2 separate regions of the Homo sapiens genome follow, and region 2 is linked to region 1. A link is a contact called in ENCODE Hi-C or POLR2A ChIA-PET data. All regions are on one chromosome and are shown on one strand. The core of a region is the stretch at or near the end of the contact, and the rest is flanking DNA. Distances in the headings are between cores, read along the strand shown. Region 1 overlaps RIC8B (RIC8 guanine nucleotide exchange factor B). Region 2 overlaps POLR3B (RNA polymerase III subunit B).

Region 1 (6,384 bases), core at 1,671-4,170:
ATACCTGACAAAGTGAGTGATAGACCAGAGAATGTATAAACAGCTCACAACAAATGGGAAATTGACAAGGTCTTCTTTTTTCTTTTTTTTGGGAAGATGTCTTTTAGGTATTATGAAGAGTATTTAGCAAGTTTTTGGGGGGATATTTTTTATTTCTAGGACTCACAAAGTAACAAAATGGAACAGTAATTACTTTTTCCTTTGTTTTCAAGCACTAGTCATAATTTTGGTGTTGCATGAACATAATTTTCAGCATTAAACAAATAAATTAACATGGCTTCAGCAATTTATCATATATTGTAATAAACTGCTTTCCAAAGTAAAAACAATTATGCAGCACATCAGTCAGAAAAAAAGCTTAGATTTAAAAATCATGCTCTGTGATGTGTGTCTGTATGTATGGCACATTTACATTCTTTGGAAGCATCTTCCCAGGGCTTCCATTTTATCAGCCTTACCTTGTCTATTCTCTTCTCCATAAAATTCAGTAAAACATGAATGGCCTCCATATTCATACCATTGTATACCATGGTATTGTTTTTCAAAACTGTTTCTTTCTCAGCTGTTTTATTACTGGGCAGTTCATCTAGAGTCGTTGCCTCTTGGGCTGTTTCTTCATGGGTTAACGGACAAATGAGAACATCCAAACAAGAGACTGGAACATTGCTTAAAAGGTTGACTGCATTGCTGAAAAGCAATTAAAAAAATACAATATTTTAACTTGATTGAATAGTCCTTTAAAATGCAAACATAATAAGAAGTTCAAAAGTGACTTTTAAGAGTCAATTAAAATATTTCTTTTCCAAAAATGAGCCATTATGGACACTTGACACTTACTATGAGATAGGAAATAAAAAACTGTTTCAAATATATGTTGTACAAATTAGAAAAAAAACAAATGTTGAATAGACAGACACAATCACATGATGTCATGTCACTTTCTGAAATGCTAAAATAGGAATTAGTGAGCTTTAATGCCAGCTCCTTAATTTTATTATGGCAACAATGCTAGCTTTGCATTTCTTCCCTGGGATTTTAAATCCTTTTGTGGATCCACTGGTGTTTTATTATTCCTTAGATTACAACATAAAGCATTTGAGAAACACTGAAAATAAGCAGCTTATCAGTAGCAACAACAATAAACCAAATATGGTAGAATTAAGTTTTATTCTTTCTAAATGTAGAAAATACAATTTAAAAATCATCCCAATTTTTGTAAGACATATGCAGAAAAAGGGAAATGGAGTTTTTTCTCTCTTTCTTATCATCAGGTCTCTAAATGAAGTTAATATAGCTATTTCTAATCTCTAGCCCCTAGGCCTTTCAGCTGTGTATTAATGAATACACGAGACTGGGATGCACACCAGTAGGGGGAACCCAAACCTTATATTTTTGGCATTCCCTAAAAACCTTGTTCTGTTGTTCAGTGTACAAAAGATTAAAATGACACTAACAATTTCAAAATTAGATATGTTCTCAACAAACATATTTTCTTCCATGAGTTATTTCATATTCTTTCATCTAAAAGGAGTGGTGGTGTTCTGGGCTAACTGGCTCTTATATGCCTGTGCCTTAGAACTTCCTGATCAACAATGGAAAGACAGGCATTTTATTTCCTAGTGACAGAGAAGCAGATCTAAAAATAACCACATCCTGACTAAAAATAAACTCCTGCAAATGCAATTTAAAAGTCCAACCACTTGGAAACCAAATTTAGAGCTTAATCTATCTGATACTATCTTAATTTAGACCAGTAGCTCCTTCTACTTTAGATTATAGTGACACCCTAAAAAATAAAGCAAAACAAACAGAAAAACAAAGAAATAGAAATACAAAAATTTTTCTTTCCTCTACCCTGAATTGTGCTCCACTTCCCCAAGAATGAATATTTCCTTTCTTTTTATATTATGGAAAAATAAAAACCAGTAACAAGTCAGTTGAAAAGTTAGACAATGCAGAACAGAAAGTGGTAATGTATAGGGCATCAAAAAAATGAATCAAGAGCAAAAAATAATTTAACAAGTCATATGAATAAATGGTTCCTAGTAAAATACAAGTTATTTGATTGCCCTCACTAAAACCAAATACTGCTGCTGCTACTGGTGTTATGCACAAAATCTCTATATTTGGTTATTGGTAAATAATCAAAGGTGGCTGAAATATAAGCTTTCCCCAAAACTTTCTCTTAAAACTTTTTTTTGCAAATATCTGTAGTTTATCTTATCTATAGTTCAGAACGTTTTGCTTCTATCTTAAGCACTTAGAAATTGTTACTAAATAATACCATAGATTCATTGAGAATAAAAGGGGGGAAATAACTCTACCTTAGAATTATTTTCAAAAACTGTATACAAGCCATTCTGAAATGTTATGATTTTTTCCCTAAACATCAGGCAATAGGCTCTTAAATACACTGACCGTATGATGCTCTGAACCTACCAGAGACCAGATTGAAAAGTTTCAGATGGGTCATTTCATTACAAAGGAATGTTTCCCCTTTAAATTCGTTTAAAGTAAGCAGTTTCCAGGAATTCAGTAAATTTAAGAAACCAAATGTAGAGTTTGATTCAACAAATATTTGGAGGTTTTAGGCTTTTCAAGAAAAGTTCCCATTTTCTTATTTCTTATTTAACAACTTGGTTTCCAAACAACTACAAAATTAATTTTTCTGGCTCACTGTGTTTGAGCTATTCTTTTTAAGTAAGGAAGGCCAGCTTTTTGAGCTCTGTCACTTCTCTGACAGTTTTATTTGTGGTAGAAGAGTGTATGAAATTCTCCAGCTACCAGGAAGTCAGTGACTATGCACAGATCTGCACAATAGTGTTTGCATTCCTACTCCAGGGGGTAGAAATACTGTGTATATTACACTCCCCTTTTCAGCTTCCTAGAGATCATTAATCACTGAGACATGACATCCTCCCGCTCATGCTCCCAGCCCCCTCCTGATATGCAGATTCAAAAGCAAGACCTATTTAGAACTCCTTAATGCCCTGATTAAAGCCTTGTCAGTTGTGGGAGAGGAAAGGCAATCTAAAATCTAGTCCTCTGTGAATCGCTGGACAAAAACATGAAATTACACTGAAGAACATGATATGGCACACGTAGATCCATAGCTGTTAATAAATCTTGCTGGTCAAATGTATCTTCTTTATATTTGGGGCTTACATATCTTTTTTCAAGGCTGTAAAGTCTATGTAAACGAATCTTAAAATCTCCAAAAGATTTTCCTTTTGCCCTCTTTATTCATTAAAAAAAATTGTTTTTGAGATAGAGTCTCTTGCCCAGGCCAGAGTGCAGTGGCATGATCATGGCTCACTGCAGCCTTGACTTCCCGGGCTCAAATGATCCTCCCACCTCAGCCTCCTGAGTAGCTGGGACCACACGCACACGCCACCATGCCCCTTGCTAATTTTTTAATTTTTAGTAGAGACAAGGTCTCACTATGCTCCCCAAGCTGGTCTCAAACTCCTGGGCTCAAGCAATCTTCCTGCCATGGCTTCCCAAAGTGCTGGAATTACAGGCGTGAGCCACTGCACCCAAACCCCTCAAAATCTTTGAAAAGTATTTTTTTCTTTTGTGGTAAGAGCACTTAACGTAAGACCTATTCCCTTAGCAACATTCTAAGTATACAATACAGTATTGCTAACTATAGGCTCTGCTACACAGGAGATCTCCAGACCTTATCTTGCATAACTAAAACTTTGTATCTTTTGACTGACACCTCCCCATTTACTCCTCTCCCCAGCCCCAGATAACCACTATTCTACTATCTAGTTCTACAAGCTTCACTATTTTAAACTCCTCATAAAAGTGGGATCATGGAGTATTTGTCCTGTGCCTGGTTTATTTCACTTATCATAATGCCCTCCAGATCCACCCATGTTGTTCCAAGTGATGGGATTTCCTTCTTTTTTTAAAGGCTGAATAATACTCTACTGATTCTGCTCTGTGTGTGTATACATATATACGCACATTTTATCCATTCATCTGACTGATAGACATTTAGGTTGTTTCAGTATCTTGGCTATTGTGAACAGTGCTGTAAGGACCATGTGATGAAAATGCAGATATCTCTGTGAAACAGTGATTTTATTTCCTTTGGATATACTCCCAGAAGCGTGATTGCTGAATCAAATAATTCTATTTTTCATCTTTTGAGAAAACTCCACACTGTTTTCCATAATGGCTATACTAATTTACATTCCCACCAACAGTGTAAAAAGATTTCCTTTTCTTCACATCCTTACCATCGATTATCTTTTGTTTTTTGAGGTTTTTTTTTTTTTTTTGGAATAACCCTTCTAACAAGGTATGAGGTGATACTGAGGTTTTGATTTGCATTAGTGATGTTAAGTACCTTTTCATGTACCTGTTGTCTGTTTGCATGTCTTCGTTGGTTAAATGTCTATTCAGGTTCTTTGCCCATTTTAAAATCAGGTTTTTTTTTTGGCTATTAAGAGTTTTTTAATAGGTTTTAGATATTAACCTCTTGAGGTATATGGATTGAAAATACTTTCTCCCATTTCTTAAGCTGCCTTTTCATTTTGTTGACTGTTTCCTTTGCTGTGCAGAAGTTTTCTAGTTTCATGTAATTCTACTTGTCTATATTTGCTTTTGTTGCCTGTGCTTTTGGTGTCATACCCAAGAAATCATTGCCAAGACCAATGTCCGTAAGCTTTTTCTCTCACGTCTCCTGCTCCTGCTCCTCCTGCTCCTCCTCCCTCTTTTTTTTTTTTTTTTGACAGGGTATTGTTCTGTTGCTTAGGTTAGAATGCAGTAGTGTGATCACAGCTCATTACAGCCTCAACCTCTCAAGTTCAAGTGATCCTCCCACCTGAGCCTCCGGAGTAGCTGAGACTACAGGTGTGTCACCATGCCTGGCTAATTTAAGTGTTCTTCTAAGAGTTTTATTGTTTTAGGTTTTACATTTAAGTCTTTAATCTATTTTGAGTTGATTTTTGTGTATGATGTGAGATAAGGATTCAATTTCATTCTTTTAGTGAAATCCAGTCTTCCCAAAACCATTTATTGAAGAGACTATTTTTTTCCCCATTGTGTATTCTTGGCACCCTTGTTGAAGATAACTATATATGCATGAGTTTATTTCTGGACTCTTTCTTTTGTTCTTTTGGTCAATATGTCTGTTTTATGCCAATACAAAAACTGTTTTGATGACAAAGTTTATGGCCTTGATTATGGTAATACCTCTCAGGTATTTACTTAGAATTCCAAACTCATCAAGTTGTATACATTAACTATGTACAGCTTTTTGTGTATCAACCAAACCACAATAAAACCATCTGAAATGATTCAGGCAACGAAAAGAACGATCCCCGACCAGGTGTGGTGCTCACGCCTGTAATCTCAGCACTTCAGGAGGCTGAGGTGGGTGGATCACCTGAGGTCAGGAGTTCGAGATCAGCCTGGCCAACGTGCTAAAACCCCATCTCCACTAAAAATACAAAAATTAGCCAGGCATGCTGGCGCGTGCCTGTAATCCCAGCTACTTGGGAGGATGAAGCAGGAGAACTGGTTGCACCCAGGAGGCAGAGGATGCAGTGAGCCAAGACTGCACTACTGCACTCCAGCCTGGGCAACACAGTGAGACTCTCTGTCAAAAAAAAAAAAAAAAAAAACAAAAGATTTTCAGATGTAAATAAATAATTTTATTTAATCTAACTCAATCCAGTAATTATTTATTATTTACTTATGCCAGGCACTATTTCAGGCAGGTATCACAAAGAAAATAAAGAAAAAATTCCTGTCCTCACAGAACTTATTCTCTGGCATGGACAGAAAAGTAAATAAAATTTTTTTAAAGTTAATTAAATAATATGCTAGAAGGTGATAAGTGCTCTGGGGGAATAACCCATGAGGGTAAACTAGTATGTATGGGTTATACTTTTTTTTTTTTGAGAAACAGTCTTGCTCTGTCGCCCAGGCTGGAGTACAATGGCGCCATCTTGGCTCGCTGCAACCTCCGCCTCCTGGGTTCAAGCGATTCTCCTGCCTCAGCCTCCTGAGTAGCTGGAATTACAGATGTGTGCCACCATGCCTGGCTAATTTTTGTATTTTTAGTAGAGACAGGGTTTCACCATGTTGGTCAGGCTGGTCTCGAACTCCTGACCTCGTGATCCGCCTGCCTCAGCCTCCCAAAGTGCTGGGATTACAGGTGTGCGCCACTGCGCCCGGCCGGGTTATACGTTTAAATAGGATGGTTAGGGAAGGCTTCACTGAGATGAGTTATTTAAATGACTTGAAGGGATTAGAGAGAGAGTAATGTGACTGAGGAAGGAGCATCAGAGGAAGAAGAGTAAAAGCAAAGGCTCTGGGGCAGGAGCAGTGGCATGTCTGAAGAACAGTAAAGAAGTTGGTGTGGCTGAC
Region 2 (6,384 bases), core at 1,500-3,999, 420 kb after region 1:
TCTATTAGACAAAAACTTAAAAGTTTGATAGTAAGTCATGGGACGGAGCTCATCAGAAATTCATATACAACGTAATGTAGAAATACTTGGCAAACTAGTGTGACATTCTGCAGTTCAGGTAAAAATTTAACTTGACTCTGACTCCATGACTAGGCAATCCTCCTTAGAGAAACTCTTGCATATGGAAACCAGGAGATATAAATAAGAATGCCAGTGTTGTTGTGTTTTTTTTTTTAATGTCAAATGGGGAGAAACAATACAAAGTCCTTGATCAGTAGAATGAATAAAGTGGTATTCATCATACTGTATCACATCTTGACACAATGGAAAACAGAAATGAAAATGAACTACAGTAACATGCAACAATATAGACACATCTTAATGTTGAAAGAAGAAAAAAATTGCAGAGAAATTATACGGTATATGGATCTATTTCTATAAAGTTCAAAAGTAAGCAAAGCTTATACTGTAATAAATAATTTTAAAACTTTAAAATTAAAGATGTAAATGATATAATAAATCAAGAAATTAAAAAATGCAAAAGTTCAGGATGGTAGGGGAAAATGAAGAATGGAGTAGGGGGTACATAGGTAAATGAAATGCTATTGGTAATAGTCTAGTTGTTGAGTAGTGGCCTTGAGGTTGTTCATTTTATTTGTACCCTTCATAACATATAAATGTAACATTTAAATTTTTATGTTAAAAATTACCTATAAATGCTATTAAACCACAGTGATATTTTAAAACAGTGATTATGGAAGCCAAATCAACGGGATAGAACAGTAAGTCATGAAAACAGACTAGGTGGCTCTGTTTCCCGAATTGGTAGAGTAGGTCCTATCAGACGGATTCATCTGCAGATAATAATCATAAATTCTGGACAAAACATTTAAAAACTTTTTGAAGGCACTAGGGAGTGTCCAAAAGCAGGACACTGAGAGTGAATGGCACTGGGTACACATCTCATTTTTAAGGCTTTTCACCTAAGGGTAGGCCACGTTAATAAAAAGGGTCCAAGCCACACTGGGAAGCTGAAACTCAGAGAAAGACCTGCAGTCTTACTGGACTGAAGAAACAGAAGAAAAAGATCTGAACTACTGGATTTGAGTAGCTGGAAGGTGAAGGGGAATTCCATAAAGGAGAGAACCCAAGGAAGAAAACTCCAAACTATATATATAAACTTTGCCCAAATCTCTGGCTGATCCCTGAAGCAAACATTGAGAGGTGTGGCCCATGTCCATCCCTACCCCCGTGCCCCACTGCCCCACATCTGGGTGGGGACTATTTGACCAATAGAATAAACATAAGTGATGCTGTGACTTTCAGTCTAGGTCACTAAGGTCACACAGTTTCTTGTCTATGGGAAACACTTACTCTTAGATTCCTGAGCCACCGAATGTGACAACTCTGGAAACGCCTGAGCCTAGCTTTCCAGCCCTTCCCACCAACCTCTAGCAGAACATCAACCAACCAACCTCCATCAACACCATGTGAAACAAAAGAATCAAATAGCCAAGTCCTGCCTGAATTCTTGACCCACAAAACTGTGAGGTATGTATAATAAAATGGTTGTTGTTTTAAGCCACCATTTTGAGATAGCATGTAACAGAGTAACACATAACCAGAATGCCAGTTATATCAAGTTCATTAAAAAAAAAAAAAAAAAAAAAGCAAAACTAAATATCTGGCTCACTATAAATAAAAAAAAAGTAGACTTCTTCAGTAATATAATAGATATTATGCATACTAAATACTCCTATACAATTAATTCTATTAGTTTTTTCCCTTTGTACACATCTTTTTTCTTTGCAGTGGAAGAAAAAAGCTCAATATATTTGTGATCTAAGTTAAATAACAAAACATTAAAGTAATATGGGGGGCATATTTATACTAATTAATTTCTTAAAGAATTCTGAGGTTCAGTGAAGTATGTTTAAGCTAAAGATTTTCCAGATTCCATACTGACTATATTCCTGAATGTTTCTGATAGGTAGTTTTTTGACTCAGAATGAAGAAGGTATTCAAAGCAAATGAATCTTCTCCTCTAGCTAGTGCCAAAGAAGGAATTTCCTAAGTGGAACTGGATTTCATGCTTTTCCTTCTTTAAAGTTAAGACATGTCCTTCCACTTTTCTACTAAAACCACCTTTTCAGATAGAAAAGCCTGGATCTTGGATTTGAATTTACTATGTCAGAAGTGTTCTAAAAAGAAAACTTCCTCCTCTGAGAGCTTAATCCTTTCTTACAGTGAGACCCAGCAGTTTCACTCTTGGAAAGAAAGAATATGGGAATGGAAGCAGGTGCAGAGGGGTGAGAGGGGATGAAGAAGCCTATTCCAGCAACTTCCTGTGGAAACTGGCAAAAGGAACTTGAATAAGCATCCTGAACAGAATCGAATGCCCTTAACCTAAACAACAAAAGCTCAGCTCTATTTTAATTAGTCCCTTACACTTAGACACTTTTGTCTCAAATTATGACAAAGTTTTTTTGGATCCCAGCTGAATTTATTGTAGCCCCTTGATTCAAACACAAGGAAATGTCCTTGGTACTAAAGAAGTAAAAAGTAAGAACACAGTCAACAGAAATACTGCCTCATTATTAAATTTTCCTACTCCTAAAATTTCAGTTTAAAAGAAAAAATGCTGTCCAAGTTCACAGAGCAGTGAGAAACCACAAGGCCATCCACACAATACACCACATTATTTAGGTCAAAAGTAAAATGACTAAAAGGGAAGGAATGCTGGTGATAATATTCAATACCTTGGTAGCACAAGGCCTTTCAGCCTGTTTAAGACAGGAGAGTAAAGAGCAAATCATATTTCAGGGAAAAATGCTGACAGCTCATCAATTGATTTTCAATGAAAATGCTAAAAAAATTAATAAAGAAGTTAAGCTGCTGAAATACAGTTTCACCAATTAGCTTAATGTCAGAGAATTCTAATTAGGCGTCTTGAGATTGCTATTTAGTGTTTAAGCCTACAGAGTGCCAAATTCTCCTTTTCACACAAACTGGTTGCAAAATTAAAGACATTAGGCAGCCTTAATTACATTATCAGAACAGCTGGGATTAGGCAATCTCTGAAGTCAAGACGGCATTCTTTTGTCATAGGGTAGAAATCCCTGGCTTTCCAGGGTGCCGGATTTTGGTGCCATTCCATATCTCACCCATACAAAGCAAGCTGCATTAGAAACAAAAAATTTGCAGACAAAGAATAGAGTAATGCTCAGCAAATAATGAACACATTACCGAAAAAGAAAAGGTAGGTGAAAGATTAAGCCTGAAATCGGTAGGTTTTGCTAACACCTCTACTGGCGGCTGGCCTGCCAACCCTCTTGTGGCATCAAGACTGAAGGAAAGCTCTGTGAACCCGCTTGGCCAGTGGAGACAACTCTGTTATCTAAAGCTGAAGCACATTTATGCTCCCTCATCCCATGGGGTGTGAAATTAGCAGCTATTGTTTTTACACATTTTTGCTAACACAATACCTTTTATGTCTTTACATTGTTTATAAAGCTATGTTTTCTTGCACATGGGAACCCTCTTTTTAATTCTAATTTTTTAAGCAACAGGATCAGCTCTCCTTTCCCCCTCCTTACTCCATTCCTTATTCCTCTAAACAATCAACTTTTTTTTAATGGACTCATTTAACACCATGGTTTTTCCGAAGTAAAAAATAGTAAAAATGGGATTGATGGTGAGGATACCCATAATTCCTTGCACAATGGTCAATCTGAAGGTGGCCAAAAACCAAACTGCTAAGTAGTGGCCATTAACCAAACAGAGCTTCCTCAGTAGTCCTGATGCTAATTTTTTTTTCTAGAACCTAAAGTTACTATAATTTCATAATTCTAGTTTTTAAATTTTAGTTGTGGTACTATCTGCTGTGATCATCCCAGCCGCACTATCTCTCATCTAGAAAACTGCTACAGCTTCTAGCCGGTCCACTCTTCGCCTGTTCATCTCCACATCAGATCTTTCTAAACTAAAAATCAGATCATGTCACTCCCCTGACTAAAACTCTTCAATGGTCTTCTGCTGCATGTAGAATGCCAAGTCTCTTCCCATGGCACACAGGGCTCCAGATGATCCAGCCTCCACCTGGGTCTCCAGTGTCATTTCTTACCATCCTGACACCTCACTCACTCCAGCCACACTGACCCTCTATCAGTTCCTCCAGTCCCTAAATTCATTCGTGCCTTAGGAGATGTGAACTTGGTTGTGTCTCTTGCTGGAATGCAGTTTGCAAGGCTGCATGAGAGCAACTTCTCCTTATTCAAATATCGGCCTGCACATATGTGGAAATAACGAGATGAATATAAATGGTTCCTTTCCTCAATGAGCTTACAATCTAAAAGGGGGAAGAAGCATGGAAGTAAAGAATTACATGTTAATTTAGCATGCAAATAAAGACTTGAATAAACTGTTACTGGCCTAAGGAAGACAGAGCAACTAACTGCACCTAGGAGGTCACAGTTTCAGAGAGGGCTCAAAAGATGAATAAGGAGGAGCTCCTCTTTAGAGAGAGGGTGAAAGGGATATGAGGGAGGGGCAGCTTCGGTAGAAGGCATAACTCAAAGGAATAGTGATAGAAGAGCATTATGGTATGTTTGAGAAGATGTAAGTGCCTCACTTTGGCATGAGATGAGGCCGGAAAGGCACAGAGGGGCACGATCATCAAGGACCCTGCAGGCTCTGTGAAAGAATCTAAACATCCTTCTACAGAGGAAACTGTGCTTATGAATTCCATGGAGGAGTTTCAGGGGAAGGGGAAGGAGGCAGAGAACCCCTCTGTCCCACCTCAACCAGAAAGGCTCAACTTTTATCTGTTTTAATATTGGGATTCCAACTGAGAGTTCATGCTTTAAAAACTTTGAAACCTACATCTGAAGCTCAGGTCTGCTGCGGATGCTCCTGGGAAAAGGACCTGTGCTTCACTTAATCACACAGAGAATGCTCAGGAATGTGTTGGGATTGCTTTGTACCAAGTGAATAGGCAGGCACATGGCCAGAGCCTCCAGACAGATGGGAGGGGCAGCCAAGAACAAGAGAAGGCACATGGAGGATTCAAATGTACTGACGCTGTGTTCATTCTTAAACTGAATGGGAATATACAAGTATTTGCTTTATGAGACTTAATGCACACACATTATATATAGTGGTGTGTATGCAATTTCTCATAACTAAAAAGCACATACACAAACAGGTATATGTCAATTTCTGCAGCAACAGACACATTTAACTGATTAAATTCCCCCTTAAGTCAAAGGGCTTGGCAGTAATGGTCAAATAACATTCTCGGACATAACTGCTTTGAAAATCTGTTTCAAACTAATGACAGCAAACCACACCTTTATATAACTTCTTCTGAACTTGCAAAACCTGACTCCAAACTTGCCTGTGACAATGATCCCCAAGGAAGCCCCACTAAGCATAAATTCACAGAGTCCTGAATAGTTTTCAGGGCAAGAGCTTCCAATGGTTTAACTTTAAACTGCCAGTTAATAAAGATATTTGTATATGCATAGAGTGTCTCTGGAAGGATAGAGGACAGTATAGGAAAAGTGACTTTCTGGAAAGGAGAACTGGGGAACTGAGTCAGAGGGAAAAGAGGGTCAGAGGTGGGTCACTTTTCACTGCAAATCTTTTTGTTTAAAATTCTTTTTGCTATGCTATTTTTTTAAATGTTTACTAAGAATGACTTCTGCTATTTTACAATATTTATTATTTTTACTGCTAACATTACTTTTTAAAAATCATAACACTTTTAAAAAAATTAAAGATATTTGTTTAAATTGGTAAAATAAATGAATAACCATCAGAATAACAAAAGAAGTGTCTTGGGCTTTGCAAAATTTCATTCTAGGCCAGTGGTATCATTCACAGATACATATCTCCTGGGAAAATTCCAGGGGACTCAGAAAGTAGTGTCCCTAATTAGGAGCATGCTAGTGCTTTATACACCCATATCCCTAAGTTACCATATCTTTAGTTATTAAGGAAACTTGGCATCCTCTTTCCATCAACCATACCATCATCCCTCTGTGACAACCACAAAGACTGATCTCATAAGTAGAATTGTCACCAACAACATAGACTCTAAATTCCTAAAAGATGATTTGGCTGACACATCATTCCCTAACTTGGTATCTTCCATTAACCACATCACATCTCACTGTAGTGACCTCACTGCTTTCAGAGGGAGCCATTCAAATAGCCTAAGTACAAGAGTGAGAAGATCATATTTGTGTGTTGAAATAATTTTATTAGCACTGTGGAAGATGAATGGAGTTGGGGTGAAGCTAAGAACAGAGACACTTGTTAGGAGGTTACACTGAAGTTGAAGGCCTGTGCTCTAACAGTTACACTGGAAGTAAATTAGAGATA

What was found. A loop is a pair of places that touch in the nucleus more often than their neighbours do. ChIA-PET counts read pairs that join two places held with the same protein, here RNA polymerase II (POLR2A). Pooled maps may share reads with other maps.
Region 2: a pooled map shows a loop between it and region 1 (5-fold over the local background). The contact joins two enhancer-like sites. A Hi-C loop is called at or near these places in 4 of 50 pooled maps. POLR2A ChIA-PET finds 5 or more read pairs at or near these places in 3 of 52 experiments (MCF 10A, activated T-cell and common myeloid progenitor, CD34-positive).

Annotation. Positions count from the first base shown.
Region 1 is chr12:106,836,892-106,843,275 of GRCh38, reverse strand. RIC8B (RIC8 guanine nucleotide exchange factor B) reads right to left here. Exons shown (of 10, transcript NM_001330145.2): 5 at 459-687. Among named protein-coding and RNA genes, the nearest start is that of RIC8B, 65 kb to the right of the region's middle. Within about 2 kb of position 2,920, at least 7 of the 41 ENCODE cell types and tissues checked have a DNase peak (open chromatin) inside an H3K27ac peak, as active enhancers do.
Region 2 is chr12:106,415,081-106,421,464 of GRCh38, reverse strand. All of the region lies in intron 12 of POLR3B (RNA polymerase III subunit B), which reads right to left. Among named protein-coding and RNA genes, the nearest start is that of POLR3B, 61 kb to the right of the region's middle. Within about 2 kb of position 2,749, at least 5 of the 41 ENCODE cell types and tissues checked have a DNase peak (open chromatin) inside an H3K27ac peak, as active enhancers do.